Regions from separate parts of the Homo sapiens genome. Here region 2 is linked to region 1. A link is a loop called in an ENCODE intact Hi-C map of the cell type or tissue named here. Cell type or tissue: transverse colon. All regions are shown on one strand. Each heading gives the region's core, and the rest is flanking DNA. Links, peaks and the distances in the headings are about the cores only.

The links. Peaks named below come from ENCODE experiments on the same cell type or tissue, not always from the same donor. Only the 100,000 strongest peaks of a DNase experiment are listed, where the experiment ranks them.
Region 2: it touches region 1 in a loop (1.9-fold over the local background); 10 of 110 quality-filtered maps call a loop at or near these places.

The regions. Positions count from the first base shown.
Region 1 is chr12:1,828,373-1,833,745 of GRCh38, reverse strand. All of the region lies in intron 26 of CACNA2D4 (calcium voltage-gated channel auxiliary subunit alpha2delta 4), which reads left to right. It overlaps LRTM2 (leucine rich repeat transmembrane protein 2), which reads right to left. Exons shown (of 5, transcript NM_001039029.3): 4 at 2,221-2,811. Among named protein-coding and RNA genes, the nearest start is that of LRTM2, 10 kb to the right of the region's middle. RefSeq lists enhancers at 2,572-3,185, 5,048-5,373. In transverse colon, for the core only: no CTCF peak of the experiment used is centred there; a DNase peak (open chromatin) is centred at 2,555; H3K27me3 peaks cover 4,102 bases.
Region 2 is chr12:1,905,466-1,910,838 of GRCh38, reverse strand. It overlaps CACNA2D4 (calcium voltage-gated channel auxiliary subunit alpha2delta 4), which reads left to right. Exons shown (of 38, transcript NM_172364.5): 4 at 874-933; 5 at 2,802-2,964; 6 at 3,268-3,399. Among named protein-coding and RNA genes, the nearest start is that of CACNA2D4, 10 kb to the left of the region's middle. In transverse colon, for the core only: no CTCF peak of the experiment used is centred there; a DNase peak (open chromatin) is centred at 3,098; H3K4me3 peaks cover 802 bases; H3K27me3 peaks cover 704 bases.

The sequences.
Region 1 (5,373 bases), core at 76-5,075:
TGCCCCTGCCGCTGCCCCTCCACGCAAGACCTTTTGGTTGCCTAAGAATGGGCAGCTCCCTTCCTGGCGTAAAGAGGAAAAGAGTTGGGCAGGAATGTTCTCCTTCTCCTCCTTAGGAGCAATCCAATGGCCCCATCGGTGCCCCAACCACAGCCCTGTAAGTACAAAGGCATCTGGAGGGGGAATCCTGGAGGCACACGAGGCCAAGGAGAGGAGGCTGGTGTTGATGAGGAGGTGTGGGTACCTGGGCGCACGGGCTCGCCAGGATGTCTTCATGATGATGGTGGAGGCTGGCTTGGACAGAGGGAGACACAGATGCAGGACAGGGCTGGGGTGAGAGAGAAGGTGGTTGAGGACAATAATCTGTCTAGACCTCCCCTAGGAAGTGAAAGTTGGATTCTGGCCCTCTTTCAGCTTCCAGTGAAATCTGGATGCAGGCACTAGACCCCCTGCCGAAAAGATGCGGGCTGCAGCCACTCCGTCACTGGCAGCTCCCTCTGCAGCCCATCTGCCGCAAGTCTCCTCATACAATAGGCATCAATCTTTCCCTGGGATGCCGATGGAAATATTCCAGGATTTTGTTTTTAAGAAATGCAATGTTGAAAGCAACTCCGCTATTGAAAAAGTCTGAAAACTGCACATTCTCATGGCATGCATTTTTGTGCTGGGAATTCAGTTCCCGGCGACCACAGGAGAGGAGGGTCTGAAGACACCCGGCCTAGTTCCCCTGTGCGGCTGACACCTCGGTGGCCTGCAGCAAACCTCACATCCCAGGAACACGTATCAGTGCTGCCTGGGGATGCAAAGCTGGGTGCTGACAGGGATGCAGCCTCATTTCCCTGCTGGGAAGACCCACGGTTGAATCCTGGCTGTGTCATCTTGTGAAAATTATTTAATTTATTTAATTACTTATGAGTTTTAGTTTTCTTAGCTGTAAAATAAGAAGGTCTATCTCAATTAGCTGCTGTAAGGTTTAAAATCATGTACATGAAAAGACATTGGTAAACTGGAAACTATATAAGTAGTAATCATTATTTCCCCGCTCATGAAAATGGGGGAAATGATCATAGTGACTAACATTTTGTGGCACTTTATAGTTTGTAAAACATTTTTAATTAACTAACACAGGAGAATTTCATGGAAATAATTGAAATTGTGGCTGGAGATTAAATGAAAGTAGTAAGACTTTAACAAAAAGCATTGGCATTATTTTCACCACTTAAATGTTGATTCCTTAGCCCAGCAAACATTCATTGAGCATCTTCTTCGTGCCAAATGGTGTTTCAAGTCCACTTAGTATTTGATTATTACCAGGAAGTGAACGGATAAATGGACGTTTTATTGAGGACTCACTTTGTGCTGGGCACCTCTCAAGCCACGTTCCGTGCATTGCCACATTTAATTCTCATAATGACCCTACGAAATAGATATTGTTTCCTTCCCACTTTACAGACCAGGCCCTGCCACAGCGAAAGGGTAACCAGCTTTCTCAAGATCACACAGCTGGCAGGTGGCAGAGCCGAAATTCAGACGCAGACCTGGCCCTCCTCACCACCATCTTGCGCACCCTCCTCTCCCATGTCATGTGATCATGTCATAGGTCATTACAGCACTTTCCCATATTAAAGAAAATGGGAAGGGAAGAAAGTAAAGCCTAACCCATTTGACTTCTTCTTAAAGTTTGGATAATAAAACTTGGGAGAGGAAGTTGGCACTGTCACCAAAAGGAAGATTTGGTTTTACTGAGGATTCATTCTATTCCCCTCTCATGTAAGGGGAGATGTTTAAGAGATGGCTGTATTCTTCAGAAGAGCTGTTTTTCTCCCTCCTTCTACCACACTGGGGAAGCCCACAGGCAAACTTGGCGGGATACAAAGCCCAGGTGTCTTTACTGCCCTTATGTAACCTAAGAAAGGGAGATCCAGTTCAGTGAGTCCTAGGAGAAAGTGGGGAGCTGGCTGGGGGAGGGGATGCAGAGCAGGGAGGGGAGGGTGGGGGTGGAGGGAGCAGCACCAGCCTCTCTCCCATTGGCAGGAAGGGTGATGGCTCATGTGAGGGGAGGCTTGTGACTTTTCTAGCCGAGCTGGCACAGAGGCAGGGTCGCCCCCTTCTTTCCCCTGGCCTGCTCTCTGAGTCAGCACCCAGCCACCAGGAGGAAAGTGTGGGGCCAGAGGTGATCGTCCCAATCCCTCGGGCCCCAGCAGGGCCGGCTGCGCTCACCTCGGTAGGAGAACCACTCCATCCAGTGTTTGAACTCACGCAGGTTACAGTCACACTCCCAGGGGTTATCCCCGACCTGCAGCAGCTGCAGGTTTGCTAGGGGTTCAAATGTCAGCCGGTCCAGATTCTGCAGACGGTTGGAGCGAAGCGAGAGGGAGCGCAGAGCCAGGAGCCCGTCGAAAAGACCAGGGGGCAACTGGGCCAGGCCGTTGATGGACAGGTCCAGGTGGCGGAGCAGCGGCGAGTGCCGCAGCAGGTCCCTGTCCAGGGTCCTGATGCTGTTATTGCGCAGCTGAAGCTCAGTCAGATTCGTCAGGTCCCCGAAAATGGAGCGGGGCAGCCGGTCCAGGAAGTTGTTGGACAGGTCCAACCGCTGCAGGCTGGAGAGGTTGGCGAAAGCCCAGCTTGGCAGGGCACTCAGCTTATTGTTCAAGAGCAAGAGGGTTCGGGTGGCTGCGGGCACGTCTGGGGGCACCGTGGTGAGGCCAAGGCCACTGCAGTCCACCTCCAGGCTGCGGCTGTCACACTTGCAGGAGAAAGGGCAGGTGGGGAGGGCCTCCACAGCATACAGGGCGATCCAGCAGGTGATCCCTTGGTGGGAGGGACAGACGGGGGAAAGAAAGCAATAGGACGGGTCACCACCTCCTGCTTCTCTTCCCTCCTTTCTAGCTCATAACAGGCTCTTGGCTTTATCTCCTTTGGCACAAGCCACAATCAATGCATAAACGTTTATTAACCACATAAAAGCATAATTAACAAATCCAAAGCCACTTCCATATTAATGGACATCACACAGTGTCTGCAGGGCGCCCTGCCTTGCCACACATCTGGCAGAGGAATCACTTGAGTGGAGAATGACCCTGCAGACTCAGCCAGAGCCCAGAGACAAGCCATGCTGGTGCAGTGATAGGAAGCTCACAGGGCCTCCCACAGTCATCTCCCGGGGAGTTTGGGTCCCACTGACACCATGGATGTTGACACAAGAAAGGAGATAAGGTTGTCAGAGAAACCTGCTCCCATGCCCTCTCCCAGTGTCACTGCTGGGACAGAGTTTGTTTCCCAGGGAAAATGGCCAGGCTGCTGGCTCCCTCCCCTCTGTGGCCCACCCCAACTCTGGAGCTGTGTATGGAAAGGCGAGAGCACAAAACAGCACTCCTAGCCCTGTCCTTCACGGCGTCCCAAGTGCTGTTATGTTTCCATCAATCCCACACCCATGATGACGCCAGCAGTTTGGCATGAGGATTTAGAGCCCAGGCTGTGCACCTAGGGTCCCACTGTGGGAGTGACAGGCTAAGATGTACAAACCCACTTCAACATTGACAAGTCATGGGGCCCAGGACACATTCCACTTTAACCCCCACCCTAAAGCCATCTAGGCTCTCAGCCTGGGCTTCTGTTCCTAGGGGCTACAGGGCAGCATTCCTGCACAATGGCCCGATGAATAGAATTCGTTTCCTGGTCCCATCTTTTGCCCAAGACCCTTCTGCGTAGCGAGCATGGGGTCCTGTCTGTAGGGCTGGGAGAAGTAACCCTCAGGGAACAATCACATCAGAGCAGTGCCTTCCATTATGCAGCAGCCCTTTCCAATAGTGGCCTCAAAAACCCCTAAGTGTCCTCCTGAGTAGCAGAGAAGCCTGCTCATCGTGAAAGAGAACTGGGAAGAATTCAAAATAGTTCAGCCCCACCAGGTCAGCCCAGCCGAGGTCAGTTCCACCCAGCCTAGAGAAAAGACCCCAGCCAGAGAACTGATGGAGAAGTTCAGACCCAGCTCACAGCCCATCGGCCCACCCTGACATGGGACCTGGGACCTGGCTGTCCCAGGTCGGGGTGGGCCGATGGGCTGTGAGCTGGGTCTGAACAGCCTTGAGTCTTGTCCAGTAGGGGTCTGGGTGTCTGCTGTCCCAAAGGGTGGAGCTTGAAGGAACAGGATGAGACTCTCCCCTTCCCTGCCTGGAGGATCGATGACAGCTGAGAGCTGACACGTGGCTAGATCTGGCCCAGGCCTCCCTGCAGCCTAACAGCAAGCCTCACTGTTCTTGGCGAGAAGTGAGCACAGGTACAGCCATGGAAGCCACCGGAGACCCTTTTTCTGGCCATCTTGGGTTACCTCATGTCTCCGCTCACCCTCTCACCCCTCTGAGCCCGTCTGCTACCAGATCAGCCAGCCCCATACCACCACCCCAAGCCATTTGAAAATCAGCATTCTTCAGACTTGACTTTCCCCAGGAAATAAAATCCAACGCATTCAGCTCCCTCTCAAAAGGATCTGCATCACCAGAAGCCGCTCGCCCCTCCCAGAGAAGGGCCTGACAGCAGGCTAAGAGAGCCGCTGCGGAAGAGCGACTCCCTGCGCCCCCCACCTCCCTGGAGATCAAGGTGGCATAAAAGCTCCAGTGACAAGAAAACATAAGCCCGTATTGCGAGGTGTTGAGTGATTCTAGAATGAGGCTGAAAGGAGATCTGAGTCACTCAGGGGCCAGCCTCTCTCACATGGTGAATAATTCAGGCTGCCCGTGTTGGGTGCTGGATCAGAGCGGGAAGTCAGGCGGAATGCCGTCCCGCGGGACCGTTTCCTCCCTGCCACCGTGTAGCCTTGGGCAGACCAGCCCTTGCTGACCTGGTCCCTTTGCCACATATAAAGAGAATTCTCAGGGCTCCTTTCACCCTGACAGCTGCCAAGTGTTGCCTTCATTCACGCTTCCTCCCCTTTTTGGTAAATGGACGGCTCAGTCTGCCTATATGCAGGAGGGGTTGGACCCACTCCCCAAAGTCTCTTCCAGCGCCGCATCCCACGAGCCCACTAGGTCCTCTACCGAGAGTTGGGAAAGCGGAGGCATAAGGAGCATAAGAGACATCTCCAAGCTGACCCAGCTCCTGGCCGAGGCCAGCCAAGGGGGCAGTTCCCCACGGGAGCAAAAGGGCTCGCCGCAGTCTGTGACACAGGCCGACAAGCTCAGGCACCAGTGAGGCTGTTTAAGACTCAGCAGGCCTGCATTCCAGCAGAGCTCTTCTCCTGTTGGGGACCCCAGCAAGCTCACAGAGACTTACCTGGGGGAGGTAGAACAACTGTCGTGGCCTCCAGCTCCAGGTCTAACCACTCAGCACTCAGCGGTGACTCTGACTGGCAGGGATGCTGTCACCGTGGGCGTGACC
Region 2 (5,373 bases), core at 111-5,110, 77 kb before region 1:
CTCTGCAACCACTATTCTGCTTTCTCTCTATGGATTTGCATGTTGTGGGTATTTCACATAAATGGAATCATACAATACGTGACCATTTGTACCTGACTTATTTCACTTAGCATAATATCTACAGGGTTCATCTGTGTTGTTCCATGCATCAGCACTTCATTCCTTTTTAGGGCTGCATAATATTCCATTGTGTGCATAGCCCACATTTTGTTTATTGGTTTATCAAATGACAGATATTTGAGTTGTTTCCACCTTTTGGCTTTGGCACGCACGCATATTTTAGTAGACTTTATTTTTAAGAGCCATTTTAGGTTCACAGCAAAATGTAGAAGAAAGTACAGTTTCCATACATCCCCTGTTGCCACAGCCTTCCCCGCTATCAACATCCTGCATCCATGGTAGATTGGGTATAATCAATGAATCTCCATTATCCCCAAGTCCATAGCACACATTAGGGTTCATTCTCGTACATTCTGTGGGTTTGCAAACATGTGCAATGACATGCATCCACTATTACAGTATCAGACAAAAGAATTTCACTGCCCTAAAAATCCCCAACCACTGGCAACCACTTATCTTCTCTATCTCCCTAGTCTTGCCTTTTCCAGAATGCCATGTTGTTGGGATCACAGGTGCATGGCCTCTGCCGATGGGCTGCTTTCACTTAGCCATATGTGTGTGCCTTTTGTCTGTTGTGCATAGTGTGGCTGTGAATATTCGTTCCTAAGTTCTTGTTTGCATCCCTGTTTTCAATCCTTCTGGGCATACACCCAGGAGTGGGATTGCTGGGTCACCCGGCAACTGTTTCACTTGCTGAAAACCCACTGGGCTCCTTTTACCCATTCTCCCTACCTCTGTGTTCCCATCCCTCAGAATCTGGTGGAAGCTGCCGAGGAGGCCGACCTGAACCACGAATTCAATGAATCCCTGGTGGTGAGTCCCACTCCTGGCACTGGTGCCAGAGGGCCAGGATCGCCTGAGTACCAGATATGGGGGTGGCGGCATAGGGTGGCGGCGTAGGGTGGCGATCCACTGATTCCATAGACATTTACTGCTCACCCCTCACAGGCACAGCAATGTGCTAGCCTCTGGATCGGAACTTGTTCTTGACCTCAAGAAGCTCACAGTGCAAATAACTCCGGTATAAAGCACATCACAAGTCACTACAGATGGGTGGATGGAGCCTCCGGGGAATGCAGGCTGGAGAAGAGGAGGTCTGCCCCCAAACTCCTGCAGACAGGGCGGCCTGGGGCTGCGCCCAGGGCTCATGGGGGATTTAGGCAGGCAGGGCCTGGAAAAGGGCCTTTGGTCACAGCAGAAAGAAAACACAGAAATAAGAAAACACGCCCAGGCGCGGTGGCTCACGCCTGTAATCCCAGCACTTTGGGAGGCTGAGGCGGGTGGATCACAAGGTCAGGAGATCGAGACCATCCTGGCTAACACGGTGAAACCCCGTCTCTACTAAAAAAATGCAAAAAATTTAGCCGGGCGTAGTGGCAGGCGCTTGTAGTCCCAGCTACTCAGGAGGCTGAGGCAGGAGAATGGCGTGAACCCGGGAGGCGGAGCTTGCAGTGAGCCGAGATCGCGCCACTGCACTCCAGCCTGGGCGACAGAGCGAGACTCCGTCTCAAATAAATAAATAAATAAACAAATAAATAAACAAACACCAGGTTGGTTGAGGAAACAGTGGGACCTGGGCCCTGTGTGTCCAGAGGCTGGTGAGGAAGGCAGTGGTCTTGGACAGTTAGGTGAGGAGGTGGGGGGAGCCTTGGGTGTCAGCGTAGGAGCCTGAGCCTTTCTCAGCAGGGAAAGGCAGGTGCAGAAGGCTTGAGCAGGGCAGGGACGCGGCTGGGAGTATGCGTGGAAGGCCAGCGCGGGCCACAGTGTCGTGAGGAGGAGCCGGGTGTGGGGTGCAGGAACCTGGCGTGGGAGTTGGCGTGGGGATGTCCGTGACGCAGTCCGGCGTGGGAGTTGGCGTGGGGATGTCCGTGACGCAGTCCGGCGTGGGAGTTGGCGTGGGGATGTCCATAACGCTGTCCGGCGTGGGAGTTGGCGTGGGGATGTCCGTGAGGCAGTCCGGCGTGGGAGTTGGCGTGGGGATGTCCGTGACGCAGTCCGGCGTGGGAGTTGGCGTGGGGATGTCCGTGACGCAGTCCGGCGTGGGAGTTGGCGTGGGGATGTCCGTGAGGCAGTCCGGCGTGGGAGTTGGCGTGGGGATGTCCGTGACGCAGTCCTGGGGGGTGTTCAGGTGTGAACCCGGTCGTGTGGAGGAAACGGGGCCGGGGCTCCACCGGAGGCAATCCTAGCACGCCCTCCAACACCGCGTGGGAGAGGCCGAGGGCAGCTGCGGGACTCGGAACCTGGGCCCCGTCTGAGGCCAAGGCTGCAGGCCCCAAGATTGCGCAGGCTCGGTTCTGGGGCTCTGGGACCTTCCTGGCCTGCGAGAAGTGGAGGGGGCTGATGGGGCTTTTTGTCTCTACCTGTCCTTGACTCCGCGGCTGCCTGTCTCCACTCTGCCTCGGCCGTGTCAACACACGCTGCACCAAGTTGGGGACTGAGGCAGCGGTCAGGACAACTGTCATCAAACGTCGGCCTCACGCCTCTCCGCGCCGGCCTCCTGGATATTTTTGTCCCGAATCGCCCTGATCAGTGCCCAGCGCGCCGCCGCGGGTGCTTGTGTAGACTCTGATGGCCGCCCGGCCCCGGCCCTCTCGTCCTCTCACCTGCGCCGTTTCTCTTCCTCTCTCTCCGCCTGTCCCGGTGCTCGGGCCGCCTCCGTGGGCCTCACCCGTCCACCCCAGTTCGACTATTACAACTCGGTCCTGATCAACGAGAGGGACGAGAAGGGCAACTTCGTGGAGCTGGGCGCCGAGTTCCTCCTGGAGTCCAATGCTCACTTCAGCAACCTGCCGGTGAACACCTCCATCAGCAGCGTGCAGCTGCCCACCAACGTGTACAACAAAGGTAGCCGGCACGCTCAGCTCAGGCACACTCACCAGGCACGCCCACCTAGCACACCCACCAGACACGCCCACCAGGCACACCCACCAGGCATACTCACCAGGCTGGCCCACCAGACACACCCACCAGACACGCCCACCAGGCACGCCCACCAGGCCGTCCACCAGACACGCCCACCAGGCACACCCACCAGGCACGCTTACCAGACACGCCCACCAGACACGCCCACCAGGCACCCTCACCGGGCATGATCACCATTTTCCTGAGAAGTTCTACAGGATCATAATCTATAGTCTCACCCTTCAGACCCAGATATTTTAAATGGAGTCTACATGTCTGAAGCCTTGAATGCTGTCTTCGTGGAGAACTTCCAGAGAGACCCAACGTTGACCTGGCAATATTTTGGCAGTGCAACTGGATTCTTCAGGATCTATCCAGGTAAGGACATGGAGTTGCATCTCCCCGACCTTCTGGGATTCTTCTCTGGAAATAATAGGGGCACTGAAGATGGACCCTGGCACTCAGGTCCCCAGTGAATGGGGCTGGTCCTCCTATCCCAAAGCATCTCCAAGCCCACACTTTAGCCCTTCTCACTGCATGATATGCACATATTAAAGGGCTGTGGAATGGATGAATGAATGAATGAATGAAACCATCAAACACCATGAAACCAGTCAATGAATGCCCACATGAAGCTCCTGTCCCATGAAAAGTACTTTGGAAGATACAAAGAAGGATAAAACAATTCTTTACCTTAAGGACTTTATGTCCCAATTGGAAAAATGAGGCGCACTCGCCAAGAGTGTTCAACAGCAATCTGGAAAATGGCACAGGCCACACTCTGTGGCTAGTGGCCAACTTAATAGAGTCCATCAATAAAAATAGAAAACACAGAGCACAAAGTTTCCAAGAGTTCTACCTCTTTTTGATTCCCATTTAAAATAAGTCAGCTCTCCATTTCACCCCAACCCATTTTTATAGTTTAGCACACAGTCCAGGAAGTCTTAAAGTTATCCCACTTTTCTGAAACAGGAAACCAGAAAGGCCCGAGAGGACTCCACTGTGTCCACAGGCTGGAAAGTCAATCTCTCTCTTGGAGTGCCAAGGGAACTCAGAGCTCCTGCAGTTCCCATAGTTGGCATTGTGTTCCTCTGCCAGAATTCACAGCTAGCTATTGTGGCTGTTTCGGTTCTCTGGAGCTTCAATGAATAGGTTTATCCTTCTTCCATGCAGCAGTTCACGTGCCCCTCTTGTCTACTCCAGGGTGGAATTCCTGTAAATATTCCTGCCACATCAGGGCTTCCAGAGACACCAACTTATATGTAAACAACACAGTCCAGATGTGAACGCATCAGTCAGTAGAGAGAGGCCATTTCTCACTATTTTGAATTGCACTATTTTTATTGTTGTTGAGTTTTAGGAGTTATCTGTATATTCTGAATATTGATCCCTTATCAGATATGTGATTTGCAAATAATTTCTCCCATTCTGTGGGCTGCCTTTTTACTCTGTTCATATTGTCTTTTGATGAACAAACTTTTAAATTTTTTCTGAAATCCAATTTGGTTATTTTATCTTTTGTTTTCTTTGCCTTTGGTGTCATACCCAAGGAATGACTGCCAACTCTAATGTCATAAAGTGTTTCCCCTATGTTTTCTAACAGGAGTTTTATAGTTTTAGGTCTTACATTTCCGTTTTTAGTTAATTTTTGTATATGGTATTTGGTAAGAGTTCAACTTCCGTTTTTTCATGTGGATATACAGTTGCCCCAGCACCTTTTGTTGAAAAGACTGCCTTTCTTCCATTGAATGGTCTTGGTACTCTTGTCAAAAATCATTTAATCATATATGTGGGGGTTTATTTCTGGGATTTTTGTCCTATTTTATTGGTCTATATACCTTTCTTTATGCCAGTACCATGCTGTTTTGATTACTGTAGCTTTTCAGTAACTTAAAAATCAGGAAGTGTGCCTCCATCAGTTTTTCTTTCCCCCCAAATTGTTTAGGCTATTTGGGGTTTCTTGAGTTCCATATAAATTTTAGAATGAGTTTCTCTTGCTCGTTGTGATTGTAATAGGGATTGCAATGAATCAGTAGACCACCTTGGGCAGTACTGACATCTTAACAATATTAAGTATTTCAGTCCATGAATATGGAATGTGTTTCCATTATTTCTGTCCTTAATTTCTTTCAGCAGTGTTTCATAGTTTTCACTGTACAGGTCTTTCACCTCATTGGTTAAGTTAATTCCTAAGTATTTTATTCTTTTTGATGTTATCATAAATAGGATTTTTAAAAATAATTTCTCAGATTGTTCACTGTTAATGTATAGAAATGCAACTGATTTTTGTGTGTTGAGTTTGTCCCCTGATACTTTGCTGCATTTATTTATTAGAACTAACAGTTTTTTGTG